Regions from separate parts of the Homo sapiens genome. Here region 1 is linked to region 2. Evidence: chromatin contacts called from ENCODE Hi-C or POLR2A ChIA-PET data. All regions are on one chromosome and are shown on one strand. Each heading gives the region's core, a stretch centred on a gene start or an enhancer-like site at or near the end of the contact. The rest is flanking DNA. Distances are from core to core; before and after follow the strand shown. Region 1 overlaps PPP6R2 (protein phosphatase 6 regulatory subunit 2). Region 2 holds the start of PPP6R2 (protein phosphatase 6 regulatory subunit 2).

What was found. Hi-C counts contacts between places; a loop is a spot of excess contacts on that map. ChIA-PET counts read pairs that join two places held with the same protein, here RNA polymerase II (POLR2A).
Region 1: a loop to region 2 is called in a map of HepG2, with 6 times the contacts of the local background. The contact joins the enhancer-like site here to the promoter of PPP6R2 in region 2. A Hi-C loop is called at or near these places in 1 of 168 maps with a recorded cell type or tissue (HepG2). POLR2A ChIA-PET finds 5 or more read pairs at or near these places in 7 of 52 experiments (A673, CD4-positive, alpha-beta T cell, HEK293 and 4 more).

The regions. Positions count from the first base shown.
Region 1 is chr22:50,397,602-50,400,301 of GRCh38, reverse strand. The region is part of intron 3 of PPP6R2 (protein phosphatase 6 regulatory subunit 2); the gene reads right to left. Among named protein-coding and RNA genes, the nearest start is that of MIR12114, 8.5 kb to the left of the region's middle. RefSeq lists enhancers at 1-566, 1,976-2,476. Within about 2 kb of position 1,446, at least 22 of the 41 ENCODE cell types and tissues checked have a DNase peak (open chromatin) inside an H3K27ac peak, as active enhancers do; they include A673 and CD4-positive, alpha-beta T cell, where a contact is called at or near this core.
Region 2 is chr22:50,342,073-50,344,772 of GRCh38, reverse strand. It overlaps PPP6R2 (protein phosphatase 6 regulatory subunit 2), which reads right to left and starts at 1,446. Exons shown (of 24, transcript NM_001242898.2): 1 at 1,223-1,446. RefSeq lists silencers at 1,186-1,265, 1,276-1,555, 1,826-1,995 and an enhancer at 2,092-2,700.

The sequences.
Region 1 (2,700 bases), core at 197-2,696, 56 kb before region 2:
AGGAAGAAGCCATGACAGGAGATGGACAATGGATGTGGAGTGGATGGTCAGTGGCCCAGGAACTGTTATGGCAAAGTTCCCTTCCTCCCAGTGTTTCCCTTGGTGGAGACGCTGTCTTTCTTTCAGTTCTGCCCTGAGTGCAGCAAGTCTCTCTGCGGCAGGGGGTGCTTCCTGGGGGCCCGCTGTGACCCACTGCTGCTTCCCACTGGGTGAGCAGTTCTAATTCTGCAATCAGGAATGAGGAAGCCCACAGCTCAGAGTTATAAATGACACTGCTTTATGAGTAATGAAAGCGACAGCTTGGTGTCTCTTACTGACTCTTCTGTCTTATTTCTCAAATAATCCAGATCTTGGCAAGCAAACTAGACAAGAGCTCACGAAAAGACCAGGAGCATCCCCAGGCTCTAGGGCTGACCATGTGACTGCTGCTGCCTCCAGCCCTGGGGTGGCGCCCTCTGCTGTGGCCTGGGCAGGCAGTGCTCTGACTCCAGAAGGTGACCAGCCATCTTACAGTCACAGTGGCTTTTCAGCCAAGGGCTGCTCCGCAGAAGCAGGGCTAGCTGCATGTGAGGCCTTAGGAAGAGGCAGCGTGTGGGCCTCACCTCCCTGGAGCAGCCCCTGGCTTTAATTAAGCAGGGTCAGTGGCTGCTACCTGATCCCAATCCACCCAAACCAAGTGCAGCTTCTCTTGAGCACAGACAGCTCAGGCAAATTCTCCACTTTCAAGAAGAGTCCTCCCATAATTGAGCCTGTGGTCATGGAGGTGTTCTGCCAGGTCTGCAGGAGAACCCTGACCTCCAAGGCTAACAGGTTGCGGGAGGCGGTGTTTAACCTGGCAGTGCCACTAGGCAAGGATAGCAGAGTCGCGAAGCACAGGTGCTGCTCTGTATAAATGAAGCCTTCTTGGAATGTAGCCCCATCCATTTGTTTACTATTTTCTGTAGCTGCTTTCATGCTACAACTTCAGAGTTGAGCCGTTGCAACAGAGACCTTACAACCTGCAAAGCCTAAAGTATTTACTCTCTGACTTTTCATAGATACAGTCTGCCAACTCCTGGTCTACATATATATTTATATCTTCTCCATCTTTTTTTATTTTTTAAAGAGATGACAGTCTTGCTGTGTCATGCAGGCTGGAGTGCACTTACTCTCTCAGCTTCCCAAGTAGCTGGGACTACAGGCACCGGCCACCACGCCTGGCTAATTCTTTGTATTTTTAGTACAGACGGGGTTTCACCGTGTTAGTCAGGATGGTCTCCATCTTCTGACCTCATGATCCGCCCGCCTCAGCCTCCCAAAGTGCTAGGATTACAGGCGTGAGCCACCACGCCCGGCCCCTATTCTATTTCTCAAAAAAAGTGTTTTTTGTTTCACTTTATTTACAAGGCTAGTCATGTGACGCAGACAGACTGAAGAAGGAAGAAAGAAATCTTAACTGCTTGTGACCAATTAGGTGTAAACACTGCTGCACTTTGACTAGCCTCAAAAAAAGTGTCTTCTGTAATCTTAGCACTATCCTAGCACTTTGGGAGGCCGAGGCAGGCAGATTGCCTGAGCTCAAGAGTTCAAGACCAGCCTGGCCAACATGGTAACCCCGTCTCTTCTAAAAATACAAAAAATTAGCCAGGCATGCTGGTGTGCGCCTGTAGTCCCAGCTACTAAGGAGACCGAGGTAGGAGAACTGCTTGAACCCAGGAGGCGGAGGTTGCAGTGAGCCAAGATCGCGCCACTGCACTCCAGCCTGGTTGACAGAAAGGACTGTGTTTCCAAAAAAAAAAAAAAAAAAGTCTTAATATGTTTTTTTTTTTAAATAAAGAAATAGAGATGGGGGCCGGGTGCAGTGGCTCATGCCTGTAATCCCAGCACTTTGGGAGGCTGAGGCAGATGGATCACCTGAGGTCGGGAATTCGAGACCAGCCTGGCCAACATGGTGAAACCCTGTCTCTACTAAAAATACAAAAAATTAGCTGGGTGTGGTGATGCATGTCTGTAATCCCAGCAACTCGGGAGCCTGAGGCAGGAGAATCACTTGAACCTGGGACGCGGAGGTTGTAGTGAACCGAGATCGCACCACCGTACTCCAGCCTGGGCGACAGAGTGAGACTCCATCTCAGACCAAAAAAAAAAAAAAAAAAGAGATGGAGTCTCGCTATATTGCCCAGGCTGGTCTTCAACTCCTGGGCGTAAGTGATCCTCCCACCTCAGCCTCCCAAAGTGCTGGGATTACCAGCGTGAGCCACCACACCTGACTTTCATGTTTTTTATACAAGTGATATGTGCACGTGCTTTAAAACCTCAGATGACAGGGCTGGTGAGGACAGGCCCCCCTGCCCCCATCCCAAGTCACACTCCTCAGAGAAAAGCTCAGAGATGACAAGGCTGGTGAGGACAGGCCCCCCCGCCCCCATCCCAAGTCACACTCCTCAGAGAAAAGCTCAGAGATGACAAGGCTGGTGAGGACAGGCCCCCTGCCCCCATCCCAAGTCACACTCCTCAGAGAAAAGCTCAGAGATGACAAGGCTGGTGAGGACAGGCCCCCCCGCCCCCATCCCAAGTCACACTCTCCTCAGAGAAAAGCTCAGAGATGACAAGGCTGGTGAGGACAGGCCCCCCTGCCCCCATCCCAAGTCACACTCCTCAGAGAAAAGCTCAGAGATGACAAGGCTGGTGAGGACAGGCCCCCCTGCCCCCATCCCAAGT
Region 2 (2,700 bases), core at 197-2,696:
GACTGGAGGAGGCACTGACTGGGGGAAACTGACTGGAGGAGGCACTGACTGGGGGGGAACTGACTGGAGGGGGCACTGACTAGGGGGAATTGACTGGAGGGGGCACTGACTGGGGGGCACTGACTGGGGGGAAACTGACTGGGGGGGCACTGACTGGGGGGAACTGACTGGAGGGGGCACTGACTGGGGGAAACTGACTGGAGGAGGCACTGACTGGGGGGAATTGACTGGAGGGGGCACTGACTGGGGGGAATTGACTGGAGGGGGCACTGACTGGGGGGCACTGACTGGGGGGAAACTGACTGGGGGGGCACTGACTGGGGGGGAACTGACTGGAGGGGGCACTGACTGGGGGAACTGACTGAAGGGGGCACTGACTGGGGGGGGAACTGACTGGAGGGGGCACTGACTGGGGGGAATTGACTGGAGGGGGCACTGACTGGGGGGCACTGACTGGGGGGCACTGACTGGGGGGAAACTGACTGGGGGGGCACTGACTGGGGGGAACTGACTGGAGGGGGCACTGACTGGGGGAAACTGACTGGAGGAGGCACTGACTGGGGGAAACTGACTGGAGGAGGCACTGACTGGGGGAAACTGACTGGAGGAGGCACTGACTGGGGGGAAACTGACTAGAGGGGGCACTGACTGGGGGGGAACTGACTAGAGGGGGCACTGACTGGGGGGGAACTGACTAGAGGGGGCACTGACTGGGGGGGGAACTGACTGGAGGGGGCACTGACTGGGGGAAACTGACTGGAGGAGGCACTGACTGGGGGAAACTGACTGGAGGAGGCACTGACTGGGGGGGAACTGACTGGAGGGGGCACTGACTGGGGGGAAACTGACTGGAGGGGGCACTGACTGGGGGGGAACTGACTGGAGGGGGCACTGACTGGGGGGCACTGACTGGGGGGAAACTGACTGGGGGGAAACTGACTGGGGGGGAACTGACTGGGGGGGAACTGACTGGAGGGGGCACTGACTGGGGGAACTGACTAGAGGGTGCACTAACTGGGGGGGAACTGACTGGAGGGGGCACTGACTGACTTGGGGGGGGCACTGACTCCGGGGGCACCGACTGGGGGGAACTGACTGGAGGGGGAACTGACTGACTGGGGGATAACTATCTGGAGGGGGCACTGACTGACTCGGGGAGAAGTGACTTGGGGGGCACTGGCAGACTGGGGGCCGGGTCTGAGCGGCGGGCGGCCGCACTCACCTGCCCTGCGGGCCGGGCGTCGCGGCAGCTCTTCGGAGGCCCGTGTGGAGGCCCGAGCGGAGGCCAGGGCGCTGGTGGAGGCAAAGCCCGGGCGGCCTCGGGCGGGCCGCACACACATGGGCCCGGCCGAGGGCGCAGCGCCTACGGACACCGGCACGGCCGGCCGGCGGCTCGAGACCGACTCGGGGCCGCGGGCGGCACTCCGATCGCTCCAAAATGGCGGCGGCGGCGCACGGGCACGCGCTCCGGGGGCGGGGTCTCCGCTTGGGGCGCGCACGCTCGCGGCCGGGGGCGGGGCCGCGCGGGTGGGCGGGGCCGGGACCTGGGCCGGCTCTCCGGGCCCCCTGGAGTGGGGCACTCGGTGAAACCCGCGTGGGAGCACGAGGGCTTGGGTGTGCTGACTGCTGCCTTGGAGTGGGTGGGGTAAGAGTGCGTCTTTCCCCTTTTACGTTTCCCTTTGAGGTATTGGCTAAAGTTTTGTGCAAGCATAGTTAATTTTGTTGTAGCCACAAAACAATCCTCGCGTGGCCCGACGCAGCATTTGAGAGACACACACCTGGGGCAGGGGTTTCCCCCGTGGCCCAGGAAAGGGCCTGTTCTCCCGGGCCTCCCTCCTGCCACAGGCCCCTCCCAGAGGCCGCGGGGCGTGGACGCCCCGAGCAGCAGGAGCGGGCTCAGCCCCGGGCGCCAGGCCTGGCCCCTCCCCGTCCCGCGTCCTGCCTGGACCCGGAGTGCCTGAGCCGCCTCCAGACAGTTTTCTCCAGGTGCGCTACGGGTTCTTGCACGGCGTTTTGCAAATTAAGTATGTGCCTATTTAACAAGTGCTGGAATTGTTTAATTCCATCAAAATAATTTCAAAAATGATTACTATTATTTCAGATGTTAGAGCGAGCCGTGGGTAAATGTTGGGAAAACATGGAGCACTTAAGGGATCTCTAAACGTTTTTTCCAGTTGTCAGTGTATTGCCCAGGATTCACCGATGCTCTCTGCGAAAGCGTATCTGGGCGGCTCAAATATTCGGTATTTCTCTTTTGCCAGCTGGCGCTGTTAGGCTTTGTCGGTAGAGGGCGCCAGAGACGTTGCAGGAGAAAAGGGCTTGGCCCTGCGGCTGGCGGCCCCGGGCTTCCCCGACGCCTGTCCCCTGCCCTGGTCAGCAGCACCCTCCTCGCCGGTTTTATAGCAGATGCCTCTGGCGAGCCTTTCCCCAGCAAAAGCTTTTCCCCTAGCATCCTAAGGGGCAGATTTCTGGCAGGTTCCGTTGAGGGAACTTCCAGGAAGTGGGGGTGAAAAAGCCTCAGCCTCACAACCTAGAGAAGAGACACCCTGCGTTCAGCAGGCTATGCCCTTCTCCTGCCCTCACCATGGTCTCCTTTGCAGGAGCGGGAGGTGCTGCTGAGTTGAGCTACGGAATGGGGACTGGGGCCAGGGGCACCAGATGCAGGAGATGCTCCTGCTGCCGTGAGCACGTGCAACTCTG